Regions from separate parts of the Homo sapiens genome. Here region 2 is linked to region 1. Evidence: chromatin loops called from intact Hi-C (ENCODE). Cell type or tissue: heart right ventricle. All regions are shown on one strand. Links, peaks and the distances in the headings refer to the core of each region. The heading gives the core; the rest is flanking DNA.

Region 1 (5,391 bases), core at 84-5,083:
TAAAAATGAAAAGAAATGAACAAAAATGAAACAAACCCGAAGGCCAAAATTCAAAAGCAAAAGTAATTTGTCTTCGTTCCTAATCTCAGTTCCACCTGCCTTTAAGGTTGGGGCAGTAAGCATTGCCTATGTTTCAACACTCAAGCCCTGAATTCATAGCATGGGTATAGCTAGGCAGAGAGTTTATTTACAGAGGGCAGGACTGAACTTTGCATGTGAGCACATACAGAAAATGATAAAGATCGTTGTGTCCTATTAGTAATTTACAGAATTGTGATTTGCTCCATCCAGTACATCTATAATTGAATTCCTCAGTCATAAAATCACTGAGACCAAACAAGTTCAGATATCTTTTATCTAAACCCTTTTCTCCCTCACCATCAGTTAGCATATTTCTTACGGGGCTTTTCTTCTTTTCATAGATTCATTTGTCTTAGTTATAAATTAACCCCAAAAGCAACTCTCCCAGCCACCCAGCTCTACTGTTTCCTGTGTACCAGATTTTTTTTAACCTCACAATTTATGGTACACAGGCCATTTAAACTGCCAGTTGGTAAATGATGTCCAGGAACCATCTTTAGATTTTTTAAAAAAAAAAAGGTTCCTAAGGATTAATGGTCCTCTAAGCAGAGATTCCCCTTAGAGCCAGACACCCTGGCAATGAAGTGGAATATAACTGCTGAAGACTTGTTACTTTTTTTTTTTAGTTTTTAAAACTGTATAAAATATACACAATATAAAATTTACCATTTTAACCATTTTAAGTGTGCATTCAATGGCATTAAGTACACTCACAATGTTGTGTAACCATTCTCCAGGATGCTTTCATCTTGCAAAACTGAAACTGTCCCCATTAAACACTAACTCCCCGTTCCTTTCCAGTGCCGCAGCCCCTGGTAAGCACCATTCCACTTTCTGTCTCTACGAAATTTGACTACTTTAGGTGCAACTTCTGTTATTTCTTGTTTCACCTAAAAAATGTGAACTAGTGCAGTTTGCTAAATTAGTTGAACATACACAAGAGTTACCGGCAAAAAAATTCAGGGTTGAATTCCAAATACTTCACATTTCATTTTTCATGTCAAAATGCTTGAATTTAGACCGCTCATTTTCAGACGCCAAAGTACGTACCTGCTCCTAACTTTGTCTTTTAAGAGTTTGCTCTTTTGATTTTAAACGGCTTTATGCTTTTCTAAAGTTAAACTGATTTTCTAGACAACTTAATGCTGTCATTGATTTCCTTTAAGAATGAAAGTTCCCGTAGTACTACTTGTATTCACTGAATTCCCAGACATTTTGCCTAGAAACAATACGGTCTGCTTCTCTCCTCTTCCCATTCAAACAAATATAAGACTACGAGTTCTAAATTCTTGTTCAAATCCTGTCTTGGGTAATGATGATTGGTGGATCAAGAGATTTTTTTCAAAGTATTGCATGAAATACTTTGACAGTTCTGGTGTGAACATTCAAATTAGACCCTCACTGTCACCAACAAAAAACACTGCTAAGATGTGGTTCCCGAGGAGGCAGAGCTTTGTGGAGTTATTCCCACTCACAGGTTTCTAGAGGGCTGTAAGCAACTGGCTAAAGTATTAAGTACACTAAATAGAGACCAGACTTGTAGAGGTAGGGATGGGAGTGTGTATGAGAAGGATTAGAAAATAGCTCAAGAAATAGTCTTGATGAAAAGAATGCCCCTGCATTACTCTGTTCTAAGATTTGCAAATGCAGAATCTTCCTCTATAAATTAGCGAAAATCTAATGAGAATGATTATTTAGTGACTCCATTGTGACCTTAAAAAACTACTTAACTTGAAATAATCTGAGGCTTACAGAAAGGTTGCAAAGATAGTGGAGGGAGTTCCTACATACCTTTCAGCCAGCTTCCCCCCAGTTACCACAGTGCAGTCCCAGCACAATTATCAGTGTTGATACACTGAAGCCAACATACAGCATCCACCTGAGTTCCAGCAACAGATGAATGGATAAAGAAAATGTGGCTCACATACACGATGGAATACCATTCAGCCATAAAACAGAATGAAATCCTGTCATTCATGACAACATGGATGAGCTTGGTGGTGATTATGTTAAGTGAAATAAGCAGACAGATACCACATGTTCTCACTCATATGCGAAGTTTAAAAAGTTGATCTCATAAAAGTGGACAGTAGAATAGTTGCTACTAGAGGCTGGGAAGGGCTGGGGATAGCAAGAGATTGGTTACCAGACACAAAACTACAGTTAGATACAAGGAATAGTTCTAATGATCTATAGCACTGTGGGGTAAATATAATTAACAGCAACCTATCGTATATTTTCCAATAGCTAGAAGAGCAGATTTTGAATGCTCCCAATACAAAAAAATGATAAGTGTCTGAGGTGATGGATATGCTACTTACCCTGATTTGATCATTACACATTGTATGCACGTATTGAAATGTCACACTGTACCACATAAATATGTACAATTATATGTTAATTAAAAATAATAATAAAAGCAAAAAAAGACCTAATAAATTGAGAATGGCACAATACTATAACTATTTGGATTTCACCAGTTTTCCTACTAACGTCCCTTTTCAGCTCTAGGATCCAATCCAGGATCCCACATTGCATTTAATTGTCATGCAATATTCTCCTCCTAATCTGTAGTGATTCCTTAGCAAAGATGTGTCTTTTATGCCTCTGACACTGTTGAACGGCGAGGGTCAGATATTTTGAAGAATGTGTTTGTATTTAGGTTAAAGCTTTCTCATAGTCAAATGAGATTAAGGATGTTTGGGAAGAATTCGAAAGGCATGATCTGTCCTTTTCAGGACATTCTATCAGGGGCATATGAGCTCACTATGTCTTACTATCCTTGATATTGACCTTGATCATGTGGTTAAGGTGGTGTCCATCAGGATTCTCCACTGTAAAGTTACTATTTTTCCTTTTGTAATTACTGAGTAAGTGGGGGCAGATACTTTGAGGTTATGCAAATATTCTGTTTCACCTTAAACTTTCACTCAATTAATTAATTAATTAATTAATTAATTTTTTGAGAGGGAGTCTTGCTGTTGCTCAGGCTGTAGTACAGTGGTGCGATCTCAGCTCACTGCAACCTCCACCTCTTGGGTTCAACTGATTCTCATGCCTCAGCCTCCCAAGTAGCTGGGATTATGGGCATCCGCCATCACACCCAGCTAATTTTTATATTTTTAGTAGAGATGGGGTTTCACCATGTTGGCCAGTCTGGTCTCGAACTCCTGACCTCAAATGATCCGCCCACCTCAGCATCCCAAAGTTCTGGGATTACAGGCGTGAGCCACCATGCCTGGCCCACCTCACTAATTTTAGTATTAGTGGAAGTTGCATGCAGCAATTACTGCTGTGGCTTTGTGACAACAATTTTCTATTTCCCTCATTCCTTTTACATTTATTAAAGTCTTCTACAAGAAAGAGTTCTTCTCCCCCCATTTATTTACTTATTCAGTCATTTATGTATATCAATTTGGACTCATGTGTATACATTTTATTTATAAATCAGATTATAATTCAATATTATACGTAGTTATTTTATTGATGAAATTGTTCCAGCTTTGGCCACTGGGAGCTCTTTCAGGCTGACCACAACATCCTCCAGGCTCAGCCTGTATTTTCCCTGCCCCAGCCTTAGAATTAACCACTTCTCCAAAGAGCTCTGGTTTCCTTTAAGGAAAAATGGTATAGATTGAGTATCTCTTATCCAAAATGTTTGGGACCAGAAATATCTCGGATTTTGAATTTTTTTGGATTTTGGAATATTTGCTTAACACTTACTTGTTGAGCATCCCAAATCCAAAAATCCAAAATCCAAAATGCTCCAAGAGTATTTTATTTGAGCATCACCTATATGCCCAAAAAGTTTGGAATCTGAAAGCATTTTGAAGTTCAGATTTTCAGATTTGGGATGCTCAGCCTGTATTTGGAAACCACGATCTAGTTTGCTACTGGGGAGTCACTGCTTCTAGGTCCTCTAGAAGCAGACAGAGTTAGCAAACATATATATGTATAATAACCCACATATATACACATCTCTATATTAATTTCTGTATCTATCTATCTGATGATTCTTTATTCAATGTTGTGGATTTCATTTATTTGCAGATTTCAGGAAAATGAGCTATTCTGTGATAGCTCATGATTTACCAAAATCAATAGTCCTAAAACTACATAAAACCTTAAAGTGACAGGTCTCCTTTTCCTTCCCAAAAAAGTTGGGGACTAAGAACTGTCTTGGAACCCTATAGTTAGGCCTCGGAAGGATAAATTATCCATGGTGGATATCCCGAAACTTTGGGAGCCCCTGGAGCCTCTGAAATCCTACCCCCATCTAGTCAGTTCCAGGAAGGAAGTAGTTTTAATGCCGGGTATAACTTAGCAATTCTTCCTCCTAGAATGGAGCACATTTGGCTTATACGAAGCTACTTTCTCCTTTGTGACCACAGATTATGACTGCATGGCCAATAGGGAACCATGAAAGAAATCTTAATTTTTATCTCAATTTAATTAAAAGTATCATAAGAATCTAAAATAATGTAATTATTACTTAAGTAGAAAAATAACATGAATATAAAAGACTTTAATTAGAGATTCATTTTTAAGGATTTGAGTTATTTCTCAACTTCTAGGTCATTTTCCTATCTTACCTTTGTTTTGTGTTAGACAAATATGTTACACTGCATAGTCCAACTGACTGGAAAATTATATAGCAGAAAGTATTATAATAGTCAAAAATCACTCTCTAGGAAATTTTACAATAAAATACAATGTATAATTTACATATTCTTTAAAAGGGATACTTTTCAATACAAATGCAGTATAAATTCTGATTTTACTTACCGTTAAAGGCTGACTCTCGTTTGAGAAAATGGCCTTGTTGTATATTTGTGGTTTAGTGTTGGCTTCTTTCAAATCTTAACAATAAAAAAGAGACAAGATTTTCAATATACACACATGTTCAGAATGTGTACACATGTACACAGCCTAGGCTGCCAAAATGTACATGCCCAAATAAATTTACCTTCTCTATTGGATTTCATTCTGAATGTTTGCTTTCCCTGAGCCTACAATGCTTTCTATTCTCTAGAAGTAACTAACAGACCACAAAATGATTCATCATAAATCATGCAGGGCTGGAGAATCTTTTAAAAATTATTTCATAAAAGAAACATCTATTAGAATCACTTCACCTACTTTCCTATTTCCATCACTAACATGAATGAAGCCCCTTTCCATCTTTTATGTCACATGAATGACGATACCTCTATTACTGCACAGACTTAAGAAAAACTAGACCTTAAAAGGATTAATAACCCTGAAAGTTAATGTTTGAGAAGTTATACATGGCAAAAACGATCCTTAGTA
Region 2 (5,391 bases), core at 77-5,076, 170 kb after region 1:
AGCCCTAGGTTTTTCTATCAGACTTAGGAGTTCCCAGGAATGAGGAATATAGAAAGAATACAGGATGGAGAGTCAAGTGATCTCACATAGAAGACAGGGCTCTGCCACAACTCACTAGGGGAATCTAAGCAAATCAATGTAAAATGGAAGGCTGAACTACATCAGACATTTTCAAGTCTGTTTGTTTGTTTTAAAGCAATGGAACTCTGTTTTCCAAGGGAAATGTATGCAGGATAAAAGCACAGAGCTGCACTGGCTGAAGGGGTTGGGGGAAATAATCCTATAAGGAATCCAGTTATGTCTAAGTGAGCTCTCAGTCTGTGAAGCTTCAGGTTGTTTTCTCTACCACTGGACTAAGCTCAGCGAGAAGCTGGCTTTCTCTCTCTTTTCTACTATTTCTGCACAACTCACATCATTAAATTCTGTATACCATACATAGCACTGCTATCTCACTCCAACACCTGACTTAGAAACCACCTCTTTGGGCCAGAGGTAGTAACTCTGGAGACAGTCACAATGATCCTGAGGACAGAAAGACCCTTACCGGACAACCTTTGTGCCATTCCGGAGAACCTGCATATCCACAGCATAGGTGCCATCTGCATGGGCCACCAGGTTGAGCTCTGAAAATTCTGCCTGGAAAATAATAACAGGGGAATAAGTTCACAATCCTGACTTCACCAAGTCCTCTACATAGCAGCAGCAACATCCCTACCACCAAACATTTATATACAGTTTTCAAAACATGTTCACATACTGAGTTAGTCTAATTCTAATAGCAACACTGTGATGAAGGTGGGACAGAGATAATTATCCCCATTTACCAAAGGAGGAAATTGAGGCTCAGAGCAGTTAAGTAACTTTTCAGGACAAACAAAACTTATCATTGGCAGAGAAAGGAGCAAAACTCAGGTCCTCTAACTCCCAGCCCAGCATCCTTTGTGCTGCCTCTCTACAGAGCGAGAATGTGGACTGAGACAAATGTCTTTTTATCAGTTTCAACATAAAAGCACTAGGTCTAAATTTAGGTAACTAGTTTTTAGTTCTGCTTTCCCCTTACCTAGCTGCATAAAACATTAAGCAAGTTACTTGTACTCTCTAGGTTTCCATTTCCCTGATCTACAAAATGGGAATAATTTTTATCAATCTTGCCTATGTAACAAGTTGTTTGAAAACAGTCAGTAAGTCATAACACACTGTATAATGAATGATGAGAAACTTCTTTTATCACATAGGAAATACATGCATTGTTGAAACTGAACGTCCTCCTCTTCCCCAAATGGACCCAATCACTATTTATTATGAAGCAAAGGATGGAGGAAGGTTAAAAAAAAAAAAAAAATTGGACTTTCAGTGATTCACTGTATTAAAACAAGGAAGTGTTCTTTTCTAAGTTTCCTCTAAAGTATAGCCTCAGGCCCAAAGGAGCCATCACTCGGGGCAGCATACCTGAAAGGCAGACATGTGCCTACCGAGAAATATCTTGCCACCAACAATACGGAGGTAACGTGCAATATTCTGGGAAGCCCTCTAAAGTTTTCCTCAGTCTGGGAACCTTACACTGCAAGAGGGTGCTAAGAACCAAACTGCTTGCTCATCTACAGACACTAGAGCCATAAAAAGGAATCAGAGAAATGAAAAGATGCAGACTCCAGGACCATGCCTCACAGACAGAAAGGTCCTGGGGAAAGGATAGGAGAGAGAGGAGATGCAGAGTCCAGAACCCAATGATGGACACAGTATTCCACTCAGCAGAACGAGATGGTTCACTCTGGCATGTCAAGAGGAAACTGTGATGACGGGGATGCAGCTCTGGGCTTCAGGCTGATTACCTGTTCCACCTTGATATCATAATCTCCAAGGACTTTTTTGCCCCGAAAGCACTTGGCCCTGGAGAAAAGAATAAACCCACACAAATTAGTTTTGTGCAAGTATTTAAAGTCAGACATTTACTATTACAAAGAAGAGGACCACAGCAGACAGATCTCCAGAATGAGGGTCAAGAGACCTGGGTTCTGATCCACATTCTGCTATGAGATCACCACAAGACAAACCATTTCCTCTCTTTTAACCTCAATTTACCCATCTATAAAATAATCCAAAACATCCCTTCATTATCAGGTTTTGTTATAACATCTCTGGTCTTTTGGCTATAAAACGCATCTAGAAATAGGAATTTCCCCAGTTTTATTCTTCATAAAGGCTAGATCAGCTTTATACATCTCTGCAGTTTCCTTATTTTCCTTGATCCTTCGTTTTACTATGGTTTTCTATTTGGTATCCACCCTTGGATTTTTAGTTTTTAAAGAAACTGTTATTATCACTTTACTTCTTCATACCCATACAAAGAGGACCTGAGGCAATTAGTAATTTAAAAATATAACCAACAAAATAAGGATTAAAGAACAATCAATGAATGAGAGGAAATTAATTAGACCAAAATAGAAGGTAGCGGGAAAAGACTGAGGGAAGCCATTGCATTTGAACACAAAACTTAGCCCACATTTCTGAGCAGTCAAGAAAATGGGTCAAGGTGAGTTACACAGTACATAGTATCTTCCCAGTTTGTCACAGATCTAGAGGAACCTCACATTAATGCATTAATTAATCCCCTGTAATAAGTAATTAATCCCTTATAAGCAGATATTTTTATGCTTATATTTATATTAATTCCTACTTTGCTTCTAACCTGCCCTCCCCACATTAGATTTCCTTATCTGTCCTTTTAGGCTGGTTCTCCATTTGTCAAAAGGGCCTTTCCATACTCTACCTGTTAGGTAAGTTGAGCTTGCTTTTCCAGTGCTTGAAATTTCCAACTGTAATATTTCATTGGAGATTTTTTGGGAGTTTGTCCCCAAAATGAAGGAATAAACCAATATTTATTGGGCATCATGTTCTAGGAATTACATGCAAGTTGTTTTCAAGAACATCTCATTTAGTCCTAACAACGTATAAGATACAGAGAAAGGGCTTCATTTCAGAGACAAGGAAACCAAGATTCAGAATTGAAAATGGTGTATTCAAGGCCCTATAGCAAGTTAGTGGCAGAGCCAGTATTCACATCTAAGTCTGTGGCACTCTGAGACCACTGCCCTTCACACTGCAGGCACTGTCTCCCCCTGGTGATCTATTCTCTCCATCTCTGCTCACACCACTACAAAAACGGACTTGCCCTGTGTGTGCCGCATTGCATTTATTCCCATTTTCCTTCTTCCACTCACAAGGGACTTAATGATGTGAGCATTAGTCCCACTACAAATACTTCCTACCCTGGTTCCTGTCAACTACCCGGGACGAGGCCAGGCTGTTTCCTTTTCTCTATGGGTTCTGGAACACCCCGTTCTAGGAAGTTGTCATTTGTCCTATCCAAGTCCCTGGCCACCCTCAAATTGCTCCTCTGAGGCACTCAGCCATCCTGGAGCTGGACCACTTAAGTCCACCCCCCACCTCTGCCCCAATTTCTTATTAAGCTTCACACCAGCTTGTTTCCAGGACCCTGATCAACATTCACAGCTCAGCGAGCCCCTCAGGCAGGGGCCCGGTAGTATATTCCCTTTCTTTGGCTACTATTCCATTTTATTTACAGGTTTAACTAATAGAGTCTAGTATGGCACTATCACTTCTCTGCAGACCTTGGACTCTGCAGGTTTTTGTCCATGACTATAAAAAGAAGGAACTGGAGTGAATGACCCATGAGATCCCTTTCTTTCATTGGTGAGGTATGTCTACCTTGTTATCAGCAATGCTTTTCTGATGCTTCCTCCTATTTTCCTGTCTCAAAATAGCTCTCCTTCTGTGAGGTAAATCTCAGAGACATTAACAATAACCTCGCATTTCGTATGATGCCTTGCATTTGCAAAGCATGTTCCTTGCCCTAGTTGTTCCTCACAACTCTGTGAAGGAGCCAAGAGAGATAATGTGGTCCATTTGGCTGATGGGGAAACTGAAGCCCAGGACAATTAAATAACATGCCCAAATCAGAAAGAAAAGTTCATGGGAGTTAAGGCTAGAACTAAGAGTTTACATCTAGGTGCTTACATGCTGCCAAGTTTCTTAATTCACTCATTTATTTTGTGGGTTTTGAACACTGATATTGAAATATATTTATAGACTCTGGCTGGGTTTATCTGCCACTTCCTGCACCTGCCCATTGACCAAGTTGGCTAATGAACTGTTTTCATGCCTTCCCTCCACCCCCACCTCTCTAGCTATCCTAATGCCTTTTCCTTAAGGTAATTTGTCCTGTTGGAAATCTTAGTGTGTGTTTCCTGGCCCAGGGTCACTGACCTGTCTTGGCTGAGCCACAACCTTATAGAAAAGGAGCCAAGATGGCCGGCAGATGGGGCACAGAGCCCTCTTCTGGAGAATGAGCACATTCTTGCAGCTCCAGGCTCTTGGACATTTTGATTCTAGGTATTTTCATGAAAAATTGTGTAACTTGCTAGCAAATGATAGAAGTCTTTCCTGATACTAAGAGAACACTAGTACAGGGCAGTGTGCTAGAATCCAGAGGATGGGCTCTGGAATCACAATCTGGGGTGTGAATTCTAGCTGTACCCTTTCCTGGTTGTATGACCTTAGGGAGGCTTAAATTTTTTAAAAATAGTATATCATGTGGTTAAACCAATCAATCAATCTATCTTTAAAATTATATAAAAGGATAAAACAAAAAGTAAAATGTTCTTTTTTCCCATTCCTCTCTTATCACATATACTTCCCATTATCAATTATAAGCATATACTTCCAGTGGAGGGGAAAAAATGTGTGGCTATACCTGCATACATATATGCTTCAAACACATACATATGGCATGCTACATAAATTTTTTTAAACTTTTGTTTTTTGCACTTAAAAATATATCTTAGTGATATGCTTTCAGCACATATTGATGGGCCTCTTCCTTTTTAATAGTTGCATGAAATTCCATTTGAAGGACATACAGTATTTTATTGGTAAACATGTATTGGCATTGGCATTATATATTGGTGAGCACATTAGATTTCTAGTTTCTTGCTTTTGGTATTACAAACAGTGCTACAATGGCTTACATTTAAAAATATATCCACAGGATGAATAATTTATGACAGAAGTGCTGGTACAAGGAACAGACACAGTTACGGTTTTTACTAATATTCCCAAACTGTCCCCCACCCAAGAAAAAGATGATACCACTCTTACCAGCATTTGAAAGTCTGGGAAAACTACTCTACTTCCCTTAGTTTTCCCACACAGTCCCTTGCATAAGATAGGAACAGATAAGATGCCCAGTACGGACTTTTTTTTTTTTTTTTTTGAGACAGGATCTTGCTCTGTTGCGCGGGCTAGAGTGCAGTGGTGCAATCATAGCTCACTGTAGCCTCGACTGCCTGAGCTCCAGTGATCCTCCTGCCT

The links. Hi-C counts contacts between places; a loop is a spot of excess contacts. Peaks named below come from ENCODE experiments on the same cell type or tissue, not always from the same donor. Only the 100,000 strongest peaks of a DNase experiment are listed, where the experiment ranks them.
Region 2: a loop joins it to region 1, with 2.5 times the contacts of the local background. A loop is called at or near these places in 4 of 110 quality-filtered maps.

The regions. Positions count from the first base shown.
Region 1 is chr3:12,311,929-12,317,319 of GRCh38, reverse strand. PPARG (peroxisome proliferator activated receptor gamma) reads right to left here. Exons shown (of 8, transcript NM_138711.6): 2 at 4,867-4,940. Among named protein-coding and RNA genes, the nearest start is that of PPARG, 26 kb to the right of the region's middle. In heart right ventricle, for the core only: no CTCF peak of the experiment used is centred there; no DNase peak of the experiment used is centred there; H3K27ac peaks cover 1,111 bases.
Region 2 is chr3:12,137,150-12,142,540 of GRCh38, reverse strand. SYN2 (synapsin II) reads right to left here. Exons shown (of 13, transcript NM_133625.6): 2 at 1,833-1,890; 3 at 545-636. Among named protein-coding and RNA genes, the nearest start is that of TIMP4, 19 kb to the left of the region's middle. RefSeq lists an enhancer at 4,333-4,442. In heart right ventricle, for the core only: CTCF peaks have their summits at 2,927, 3,131 (motif pointing left), 4,172 and 4,372; DNase peaks (open chromatin) are centred at 3,260 and 4,313; H3K27ac peaks cover 2,436 bases.